3 separate regions of the Homo sapiens genome follow, and all the other regions are linked to region 1. The links are chromatin contacts, found by Hi-C or POLR2A ChIA-PET in ENCODE. All regions are on one chromosome and are shown on one strand. The core of a region is the stretch at or near the end of the contact, and the rest is flanking DNA. Distances in the headings are between cores, read along the strand shown. Region 1 holds the start of ITPKB-IT1 (ITPKB intronic transcript 1). Region 2 holds the start of LINC02765 (long intergenic non-protein coding RNA 2765). Region 3 holds the start of TRIM11 (tripartite motif containing 11).

Region 1 (3,509 bases), core at 801-3,300:
GCCTTTGGCCTCAAGATCTTAGGACGGCGTTTCAAATTGCTCCAGGCTTCCAAGCTAGCCTGGGCTCTGGGAGGAGGGTTTGCAGGTTTGGAGAAGGAGCTGCTTCCCAGGTGCTCAGGGGATGGAAGTGAGAATAGGGAGGGTGTGGAGGGTACAAAGAGACTGTTTAGTTCTTGCGTAAAAGACAACACAATATGGTCCTTCCAGTTCTTTTTAGAGCTCAAAAGGTGAAATAAGAATAAAGAACAGCGATCTGCAGTTTTCCTATTATCCAAAAGCCTACTACCCAATTCAGTGGATTGTTTTGGCAACTTGCTTGGATAAACTTATTTAGAAATTATTTCAGAATTCCTCCAGGCAGTTACCCTACGTCCTTTTTAAGTCAAGGTGTGGTATAAGTCCATTAACGAATTAAAATACTTCCAGATTTCTGTGTTATTCTCAAGGCACTTTTGCTAGATAACAATACCTCACACTTGGACGGTGTTTTGTGGTTTGCAAAGCACTTTCACATCTGTTTTCTCACTTGGTTGCCATAATAACCCTGGGAGCCGGGAAGGGCATGTCTTGTTATTATCCCTATTTTGCAGATGAGGAAGCCAAGGTTTTTAGAAGGTTGGGTGGCCTAGTCAAGGTCACACCGGTAGGGGAATTGGGGGGATGGAGGAAACTAGAGCTGTTTTTCCTTAACCATCTTGCCTCTCACTGAGATGAAACAGCAGGATGGTTCCTGGGACCCAGGATCCCTTTGAACGCTTGGATTAAAATAATTTATGAGTTCTTTGTGAGTGTGTGTGGACCTGCTGGTAGTGGCTTTTCTTCATTAGAATTTGCATGCAAGATTGACACTAAGATGGCTGACTTTCACCATCCCAAACCAACCCTGTTTTTGCACCGTGCTGTAGTGGTATGAATTACCTTGCAGGTAATTGTGGCTTAGGTGATGGTACACAAAAGGCATCATACAGCAGCCAGATGTTCATTTTACTAAATGGAAAATATGACTCAGAACACGGGCCAATCTGAGCCTCCAAGCAGGCAAATTAGCCATTGAGGATGAAGTCTTCACCTCTGGAGAGGAGAGAATGTGGGAGCACAGAGCCCAGAGTCAAATGATTTGGTTGAGATCCCCCCACTTTGGTTATTTAGACTTGCTTATACTCCTCTGACCAGACTATGGGATCTTCTACAGAAATTCTACAGAAGTGTGGGCAGAATTACAAGTAAGGTGGGTTGAGGAAGTGCACAGGTGGAAGTGTAGCCGAGAGGATGCGTTTGAGGAGCAAGAGGCTGGGACTCAAGAAGGCTTTATGCAGACTCGAATCTTACATTGATAACAAGCATTTGCGTAGCACATACGAGTTTCATCCTATGAAGGATTCCATAGGATTCTCACAGCAGCCCAAGGATGTGAGCAGAGCAGTAAACAATATCCCTGTTTTATAGAGGAAGTAGAAATCGAGAAGCAGGAAGGTTGGGTAATTTGCCCAAAGTTCCACCACTAGTAAATCGCAGAACTGGGACTAAAGCCCAGGTCTTCTGACCCTCACTGGGCCCAGCGTTCTTTCCAATATGTCATCCTGCCATTTTCCCCTTCCTTCCTCCTCCCCACAGCTCCTTGCAAGTTCAGCCTGCTGGAGGTAAGGGAAGTGATCATGAGAGTTTTTCCAGTGCTGAGACGTTCTGGAAAAAACATGGACCTGTATCTGTGTCCTGATCTGTGCTTCGTGATTGGACTGTCTTGACACTCGTCTCAGGACTCTGGGGAGTGCTTGTGCAAGTGTTTCCCAGTGTGGCCGGCTTCTTGAACGCTGCTAATGGAAAGTTGTAAGAGTTCTATTTTCCTGTTTCAAGCGAGCGTTTCCCCCTTGGGGTTATAGCAACCACTTCCTCCTCAGCACCCGGTGGGTCGTGGTAAACACCAGTTACAGCAGAGTATCCCCTTCTGACAACCTCATTGGTTCCTTTTTTTTTTTTTTTTTTTTTTTTTGCCTGTAAGCACATACACACAGAGTTCTGAAGGCTAGGTCTCCTTTCCTTCTGGTTTAGAGTTTTCAGAGTACCCTGCTGTGGCCTTGGAAACAGAAAACCCACACAGAGGTCAAACGCAGTTCTCGTGGAGTCACCTTGTCATCCTGCTTTGTTTTGGAAGGAACTGGGTCGGAGGCAGCACAGTAGGACTACAGCATCTTTAACCCTTGGTAGGATGGCTGGATCCGCTGAACGCTTGTGGGTAAACAGGAAGCTCACAGCCTCAGTGGATCATTAAGGGTGATACAGAATAGACACGAAAATCTTAAGTGGGATGGGAGCAGAGCAGGACTTGGTGGGTAGATAGTGAGGAAAAGGAGGCAAATAGGGATGGTGAAGAAATCGAAAGGGAATGGGGGATACAAGGAAAGGGTCAGGAAAGGGTGAGTAAAAGGTTTAAAGAGAGGTGCTAATTTTAGATACTTAAAAGTATTTTAAGTATCTAAAACTTGTGGCTGGGTGTGGTGGCTCACTCCTTTAATCCCAGCACTTTGGGAGGCCAAGGCGGGCAGATCACCTGAGGTCAGAAGTTCGAGACCAGCCTGGCCAACATAGTGAAACCCCGTCTCTAACTAAAAATACAAAAATTAGGCCAGGCACAGTGGCTCACGCCTGTAATTCCAGCACTATGGGAGGCTGAGGTGGGTGGATCACGAGGTCAGGAGTTCAAAACTAGCCTGGCCAAGATGGTGAAACCCCATCTCTACTAAAACTACAAAAATCAGCCAAGTGTGGTGGCAGGTGCCTGTAATCCCAGCTACTCGGAGGCTGAGGCAGGAGATTGGTTTGAACCTGGGAGTTGGAGGTTGCAGTGAGCCGAGATGGTGCCACTGCCCTCCAGCCTGGGCAACAGTGAGACTCTGTCTCAAAAAAAAATGTGTATATATAAATACTTAAAAAATATTTGTAATTGCTGGTTTGGGGTTACTAGAATCTCTTCTGAATCTGTCTCAGTTTTTCTTACAGCTTTTAAAATCCATGGAACTCTATCACCAGGAGATGATTGTGGTATGGAGCTGATCACCCCGGAGTTAGTGGGGTGGCAACTGAGATCGGGGGGAAATGGAGCAGTTTGAGGATATATGGGCCGTGAAAACCTCCCAGCTCTGCCCCCAGCCATGCCATGAAAGTCATGGGGAAGAAAGGCCCCCATTTGTGTGTTTGTGTTATTAAATAGAACAGTAACAGAGCAGGTCTCTGAGCCTGCCTGGCAGAAATCTTTCTGTAGCAGGAGTGTCCTGCAACTCTCTGGTGGATTTGCAAAACAGTACAGATAGAAAAACTTAAATGGGAAACAAGCTTGTCTTGTCCTACTTTGTGGAGATAGATAATAAAGCCGAAAGGCCAAGAAGTGTAAATATATAGCATATATCTAATGTATATGGTATATGTACATATCAATCTATAGCTATGCAATATCTACACTATTTATCTATGTTTATACGATGACTCTAGGCTTCAGAAGACCTGTCAAAGAT
Region 2 (3,687 bases), core at 435-2,934, 1.2 Mb after region 1:
TAAACATGTGGGGTAGGAGGTGGGGAGGGGAGAATGGGAGGAGAAAGCCCTGAGGTCTTGTTCTTGGCCCAGAAACTCCTGTGCACACCTCTGTAGTTACAGTCCTCTGCAGGTATGCAGGACTGCCCAGAAGACAATTCGCCTTAATTGCCTAGGCCACCCCGGGCATTTATGCATCTTTCTGGGAGGGGAGCAGAGGGGAAGGGCTGGGCAGGCGTAGCAGCTGCAGCCCTGTCTGCCGCCCCTGGAGACTCAAGCTCACAAATGGCCTATAGTCTGGGGGCTGGGTTGCAGAGTCCTTGTTGCTTAGGGTTGCTGGATTTAGCAAATAATAATACCAGATGTCCAGTTACATTTCAATTTCAGATCAATTACAAATAATGTTTTAGTATCGGTATTTTCCAAACATTGCATGGGACATACCTACATTAAAAAATTACTTGTTTACCTGTTAGAGGAGGCAGTTAGGAAAGACCTCTCTGAAGAGGACATTGGGCAGTGATCTGAGTGAAATCAGGGACACAGCAGTGCAGATCTAGGGGAAATAATGGAGACAGAGAGAACAGCAGGTGCAAAAACGTGGCTGAGGAGCCCCAGAAAGGCCAGCGTGGCACGGTCTCCCATTTTAGTGTGAGCTTGTTGAAGTGTGGATTCCAGGCCCTGCTTCTAGTGCAGTAAATATGGGGTAGGTACGGGACCCCATCAAGAAGCTCAGTTCGCATCTATCCTATTCCCTACTCCTTCTCAAGTTTTCAGACACAGTCCAGGGTATGAAATGCACCATCGTGGGCTCAGAGCTGGGGGGAGCCCCTCAAGGACCACCTGGTGCAAACCTCTCCAGTTACTGATGAGGAAACTGAGCTCCAGGGGGTCTTTAAGGACCTCATCCAAGGGATCTGGTCAGAGGAGAGCATGGTGCTTTTGTGCACAGCCAGGTCCAGGTCTTCCGGGGCACTTCTAAAAGGAGTTTGGGGAGCAGCGTGTGGTTTTTGGGGAGCCCCCACCCACTCCCCAGTGCCTGTGGCTTTGAAGCTAGGGCTTCCTGCATGGCCCTGTTGGGCCCTGCTGATCCTAGAGGTCTCACGGCTCATGGCCCAGGGTCCCTAAGGTTGTGTCCACCTTCTGGCTTTCTGGCCCCTTAACCTTTGGCAAATACTTGCCGGTCTAACTTGAGTTCCTTGCTAGAGCTTGTTTCTTTCTTCATGTTTGAAAGAACATAAAAGAGAGAGAAGGGACAGTTAGAGCTATTTATGGAGCCGCAGCCCTAGAAAGCTCCTATCTGTTCTTTCTCCAAGCAGGAAAACCAATTGTAGGCCTCTGACCTCCTCCCTCTCCAGCTCCCAGTGGCCTCCGAGAGCCCCTTGAGCTGCAGAGAGATGCGGACTCTGCAGGCCCCTCACTGCCAGCACCTTCATCACCGAGAGCCTCCACCTGGGCTGGTGGTGGGGGTGGAGAGAATCAAGGAGCAGGAAGAGAGGTGAAGCGACACCGCCGAGGAGCCCCCTGCTCTGTTCTTCATCCTAGACACAGGGAGCACCGGCTTCTCCGCAGCCTTGCCTGGCGCTGCCCTGCAGCCACCCACCCCCCTTCTGAAGGATGCAGCCAGCACAGAGAGAGGGAAGCGAGACAGGAAGTGACCTCAATTTCCCCGGCCACAGAAAGGGCGGCTCCCCCTGCCTCTGCAGCTGGGTGTGAGTCCGCGGAGCTGAGAGCCTTGCCCTCTGCTCCATCCTCCTCTTTTGGGGGTCTCCGCGGTGTCAGGACTTGGAGAGCCTGGTCGTGGGACTTGATCAGAGAGGCCTTGAGTGCAGTGGGTGCTTATCTGGTGACTGTGGCCCTGAGGTCTGGGACAGACACTGCCAGTCTTTCTGGGCCACACCCACGGGGACTGCCAGCCCCCCTGGGCTTGGCACAGTGGAGGGGAGCCTCCACCACAGTGGAGGAGAGACACACCCAAGGCCCTGGATGTGCCCGGCTCTCTGCAGCTGTGGGTGCCTCAGGCCGGCCGCCGATGGGTCTCAGTTTCTGAGGGGGTGGCAGTGAAGTTGCAGAGAAGAAACCTATGAAGGTGCCCTGTCAACTGCCACACGCCGAGATGCACATTGACAGCCCATCACCGCCTCTTGCCTGTCCTCCCCGGGGACCGGCAGATCATGGGAGATGATTTGTCAAGGGGAGACACATTTGGGTGACACCAAGCCGAGCTTCCTGTCTTGAGACGCTTTCTGCTTTCTCATCTTCCTGCTAATGAGTTGCCTTTTGTGTGTGTAAGTTCAGAGGGCCTCTGTCACTGGTGTAACCTCTCCAGAACATTTGAACATGAAACAAACATCATTTCTCTAGATTAAATTAAATTAATTCCCAGCCGCACCTCCTGAGAGGAATCATCCACTGGGTTCCTGGGCGGGGAGGGGTCCTCACTGCATGTGTCAGAGGCGTGTGAACCAGAGCAACTCCATCTTGTATAGGGGCTGGGGAAAATGAGGCTGAGACCTACTGGGCTGCATTCCTAGATGGTTAAGGAAGTCACAGGATGAGATAGGAGGTCGGCACAAGATACAGGTCATAAAGACCTTGCTGATAAAACAGGTTGCAGTAAAGAAACTGGCCAAAACCCACCAAAACCAAGATGGCCATGAGAGTGACCGCTGGTCATCCTCACTGCTACACTCCCACCAGCACCGTGACAGTTTACAAATGCCATAGCAATGTCAGGAAGTTACCCTATATGGTCTAAAAAGGGGAGGCACGAATAATCCACCCCTGGTTTAGCATATCATCAAGAAATAACCATAAAAGTGGGCAACCAGCAGCCCTCAGGGCTGCCCTGTCTGTGGGGTAGCCATTCTTTTCTTCCTTCCTTTCTTTTTTCTTTCTTTCTTTTTTTTTTTTTTTTTTGATAGAGTTTCGCTCTTGTTGCCCAGGCTGGAGTGCAGTGGTGCGATCTCGGCTCACTGCAACCTCCTCCTCCTGGGTTTAAGCGATTCTCCTGCCTCAGCCTCCTGAGTAGCTGGGATTACAGGTGCCCATCACCATGCCTGGCTAATTTTTTGTATTTTTGGTAGAGATGGGGTTTCACCATGTTGGGCAAGCTGGTCTCGAACTCCTGACCTCAGGTGATCCACCCGCTTCAGCCTCCCAAGGTGCTGGGATTCCAGGCGTGAGCCACCGCGCCCGGCCCCTTCACTTCCTTAATAAACTTGCTTTCACTTTACTCTGCGGACTCACCCTGAATTCTTTCTTGCGCGAGATCCTAGAATCCTCTCTTAGGGTGTGGATCCGGACCCCTTTCCGGTAACGCATGGGCTCATGTGGGAGTCCCGAGGCTTTTGGGGGAACAGGAGCACTGCGTCGGCCTTGGCTTAATCCTGGGCACTCACTGCGGCTCCTCTGTTCCCTGAACAGTGTCCCCCCCGTCCAGGGGCTCAGAGATGTCCCCATGGGGTCCTCCTGGGTGGCCAGACTGTGCCCAGGGACCCCTTCAGGGCTCTTGAGATGGGGGAGCTCTGTGGCTCTTCCAGGGCCCACGCCACGGGCTGTGGGCAGTCTGGCTGCCTGCGCAGGAGGCAGGCGTTTCCTATCGGAGGACCCCAAGCCCAAGGCCCCCTTCCTGCTGGGCCTCGGGCAACTCAAGTGATTCCTCTCTGGTCTGGCTGTGGGAGTTGGTTCCTTCTTGCCTGGGCAGCC
Region 3 (3,600 bases), core at 384-2,883, 1.7 Mb before region 1:
GTGGTGCAGCTGTCCAAGGGGACCAAGTACTTATCCACCTTCTCTGCCCTAACCCCGGTCATGCTGATGGAGCCTCCCAGCCACATGGGCATCTTCCTGGACTTCGAAGCCGGGGAAGTGTCCTTCTACAGTGTAAGCGATGGGTCCCACCTGCACACCTACTCCCAGGCCACCTTCCCAGGCCCCCTGCAGCCTTTCTTCTGCCTGGGGGCTCCGAAGTCTGGTCAGATGGTCATCTCCACAGTGACCATGTGGGTGAAAGGATAGACACAGACCGGGGGACTCGGGCACTGCTCCTGGCTCTGCAGAAGGTGTGGGCCTTCTGCTTACTGCAGGCCACCTGCCAGGGTTCTCTGGCATCACGCTGGCAGCCATTAGACACACAGGGGGGTTTCTCAAATTCTAAATATAATTGTGATTAGAACTGTCAAACATTAAGAGGGTATACTGACAGATGCTTCCTAGAGGAAACTTTTGAAAGCCCCTGCGTTCTGAGTGGACCGATTTCTAAATCCATACCTACACACCAGGAACAGCGTGGTCACGTTTTTTTTAGCCATGCCCCCACCCCCACTTTGGAATGACAGGAATCTGTGGCTCCCAGCCCCCCCAGGGGTTTAGGTTACTCTGTCAAAGAAGTAGAAATATCCTATGGTGGGGAGGAGCGGGGGTGGTTGCTGTGTCAGGGATGGTCCCAGGCTGCCCATAGAAATGTCCTATGCATCCTATTGGGTCCTTCGATGGGGGAAAATGGGAAAGGCTGAACCCGTAAAAAGCCTCAGAGCTGCCCACCCCCATCCCGTTCGATCCCCAAAGTTGCACGAGCAGGGGCAAAATCCCAAAGAGATTAGGATTTATGTAGGGGCCTCTTTTCCACAGCGCCCTTACCTTTTCCAAGGAACCCCCCACCCACCCCTGCAGGGTCAAGCACTTTAACAGCCTGTGTCAGTCACTAGCAAGGCAGAATTCCAGAGTAAGCGTACTCCTACCTCGACAAAGCCGGAGTGTCTGCGCGAGGGGCTGCCTGGAACAGCATGCCCCTTTGGAGTGGTTCCCGCAGAAAGAATGTGGGCCTCCTGGAGAGCTGGTCCTGGAGGGATGCCCCCGTCCCATCCCCCAACTCCAATCATTCTGACCTTGGCCTGCCAAGGCTGTGAGGGCCGGGCCTTCCGAGGATACCCGCCCTGGGAAGCACGGGCTGAGGGGGTGAGGACGCACTAGGGGTATGGCGAAGGGCTCCAATGCCCCAGGCTGCGGACTCCCTTAGTCCTTGCAGTTGCTTCCGTGTGCCCCGCCCTGAGTCCCCATCCCTCCTTGCCCTGCCCCCTGCTCCATCCCTCCCCTGCGCCCCGCCCCCTGTCCCCATCCCTCCCCTGCGCCCCGCCCCCTGTCCCCATCCCTCCCCTGCGCCTGAGTCCTCCCCAGGGCAGGGGTAAAAGACCTGGCCACAAGAACCGGAGCGGTGGTGACGCCAGGTCAGCAAGTGAAAGCTCTCCAATTCCGTCCCGCCCGCGGGCCGCGTGACTGGCAGCGGCCAATCGGAGGCAAAAGCGGGTTGTTCCAAAAAAAAAAAAAAAAAAAAAAAAAAAAAAAAAAAAACACACAAAACCCACCCAGTCGCTTCCTGCTTCCGCCTCGGCTCCTCTTCCTGCCGGCATCCGGGATCCCTACGTCCCGCGTCCCCCGAGCGCTCGGAGCCTACGCGCCCAGCGCTACCGAAACCCAGAGTCCTGCGCCCTGGAGTCCCCGCGCCCCGGAGCCCGAGCACCCGGGAGTCCCGAGCCTCGCGCCCCGGAGTGCCCGAGCCTGCGCCGCCGCACCCGGATACCCCGCGTCCCCGCGAGCTGCCGAGGCCGCCCGCCGCCGCCCCGCGGACAGTACCGCCTTCCTCCCCTCTGTCCGCGCCATGGCCGCCCCCGACCTGTCCACCAACCTCCAGGAGGAGGCCACCTGCGCCATCTGCCTCGACTACTTCACGGATCCGGTGATGACCGACTGCGGCCACAACTTCTGCCGCGAGTGCATCCGGCGCTGCTGGGGCCAGCCCGAGGGCCCGTACGCGTGCCCCGAGTGCCGCGAGCTGTCCCCGCAGAGGAACCTGCGGCCCAACCGCCCGCTTGCTAAGATGGCCGAGATGGCGCGGCGCCTGCACCCGCCGTCGCCGGTCCCGCAGGGCGTGTGCCCCGCGCACCGCGAGCCACTGGCCGCCTTCTGTGGCGACGAGCTGCGCCTCCTGTGTGCGGCCTGCGAGCGCTCTGGGGAGCACTGGGCGCACCGCGTGCGGCCGCTGCAGGACGCGGCCGAAGACCTCAAGGTGCTCCTGGGCGGGGGTGGCGTGCAGGGGCGTCGGGGAGCCGGGGACTGGGGAGGCCTGGGCGGGTGGGAGGTTTGGGGGACTGCTCCGGGAGTAATCTGTCTCTGTCTAGGGCGGGGAGCTCAGGATGCAGCCTGCTGTGGGCCTGTGAGGGGGGTGTCGCGCAGGGTGGCTGTGGGGGCTCATGACACAGCCTGTTTCAACCAGGCCCCTTGAGGCTGGGACCATGGCCGCCAATGAGACCCTGCTCTCGGGGGTGAGGGGCGTACCTCTCATAGATAGAGGCTAAGAGAGGAAGGTGGAAGGTGGAAGGTGGTGGAGTGGGGGCAAGGAAAATGTGGCCATACCCTGGCCAGCAAGGAGCTGGAATCAGAGGAAAGTGGGAGAACCTCAGAGGTGGCCGATCCTAGATGGACTCCCTGCAGGGACTGTGTTAGCAGGTCAGTACTTAAGTCCTGGGAAAGCCCCAGACTGGGCAGGATGAGGGGGACACAGTCGTTTCCTCTCTAACCTCCCCTCCAGGGCTGCCCTGCATTTCTGGGTGGGGTACTGGGAGCCATCTCTGCCATCTGAGATGCCAGGGCTCAGCCTGCCTTTTCTCCCCTTGTCTTGCTGCTTAAAACCCAAATAAAACCCGAGCTGAAGGGCCTGGGGCACACGTTCCCTGGCCTGCGCTCCCTCCCGCTGTCCTCTTTCCTCGCTGACCTGCTGCAGGTGTGCTCCTGGGAGCCTACGTGTGGGGCAGATGGCAGCATCTTTGGAGCTTTCTTGATTGCACTTTGTGTGTTGCATCATGGTCACTTGTGTGTGCCAGATGAGCAGTTAAGGCAGTGTTAGAATCAGTACTGAGCTTGATCTGTCCCTATCACAGAGCAAACTTCTGGGATACTAGAATAAATCTGAATCTGTCCCCTTCTGCTTTGGATTTTAGCAGAAAGGTGGTTTAGAGCCATATCCGTGGGCTTGTTCAGACACAGATTCATTTGGGTTTTCTTTTCTTTGCCCATGCAGGAATGTCTACACCTGAAACATGTTAGCCCAGCAGAATTACCCTTGTGACACCAATTACCCCAATGGGTGCAGAGAGTGCCCAATAGCTCTATAGAGTTGACTCGATATAGTTTCATGGGATAGCACTTAACCCTTTCTTTTGCAGGTGAAGAAAAAAATTTCCCTCTACCCTGTTAGGTTCAGTGGCTCAGGGCTGCAAATTAAACTGGCACAAGACAAATTAACAGGAAAAAAAATCATACAATTTGATTAATATTTTAAGTTTCACATGCACA

What was found. Hi-C counts contacts between places; a loop is a spot of excess contacts on that map. ChIA-PET counts read pairs that join two places held with the same protein, here RNA polymerase II (POLR2A). Pooled maps may share reads with other maps.
Region 2: a loop to region 1 is called in a pooled map, with 7 times the contacts of the local background. The contact joins the promoter of LINC02765 here to the promoter of ITPKB-IT1 in region 1. A Hi-C loop is called at or near these places in 1 of 37 single-sample maps with no recorded cell type and 6 of 50 pooled maps. POLR2A ChIA-PET finds 5 or more read pairs at or near these places in 1 of 52 experiments (MCF 10A).
Region 3: a pooled map shows a loop between it and region 1 (2.5-fold over the local background). The contact joins the promoter of TRIM11 here to the promoter of ITPKB-IT1 in region 1. A Hi-C loop is called at or near these places in 3 of 50 pooled maps. POLR2A ChIA-PET finds 5 or more read pairs at or near these places in 2 of 52 experiments (activated T-cell and activated naive CD8-positive, alpha-beta T cell).

What each region holds. Positions count from the first base shown.
Region 1 is chr1:226,673,609-226,677,117 of GRCh38, reverse strand. It overlaps ITPKB-IT1 (ITPKB intronic transcript 1), which reads left to right and starts at 2,050. Exons shown (of 2, transcript NR_103784.1): 1 at 2,050-2,201. The region is part of intron 2 of ITPKB (inositol-trisphosphate 3-kinase B); the gene reads left to right. RefSeq lists a silencer at 919-1,068.
Region 2 is chr1:225,465,769-225,469,455 of GRCh38, reverse strand. It overlaps LINC02765 (long intergenic non-protein coding RNA 2765), which reads left to right and starts at 1,684. Exons shown (of 3, transcript NR_187303.1): 1 at 1,684-2,267. RefSeq lists enhancers at 1,312-1,591, 1,722-1,981, 2,032-2,331, 3,020-3,687.
Region 3 is chr1:228,404,868-228,408,467 of GRCh38, reverse strand. It overlaps TRIM11 (tripartite motif containing 11), which reads left to right and starts at 1,633. Exons shown (of 6, transcript NM_145214.3): 1 at 1,633-2,314. The coding sequence starts at 1,907. TRIM17 (tripartite motif containing 17) reads left to right here. Exons shown (of 7, transcript NM_016102.4): 7 at 1-533. The coding sequence ends at 267. RefSeq lists enhancers at 71-730, 922-971 and silencers at 1,322-1,391, 1,532-1,621, 1,682-1,921.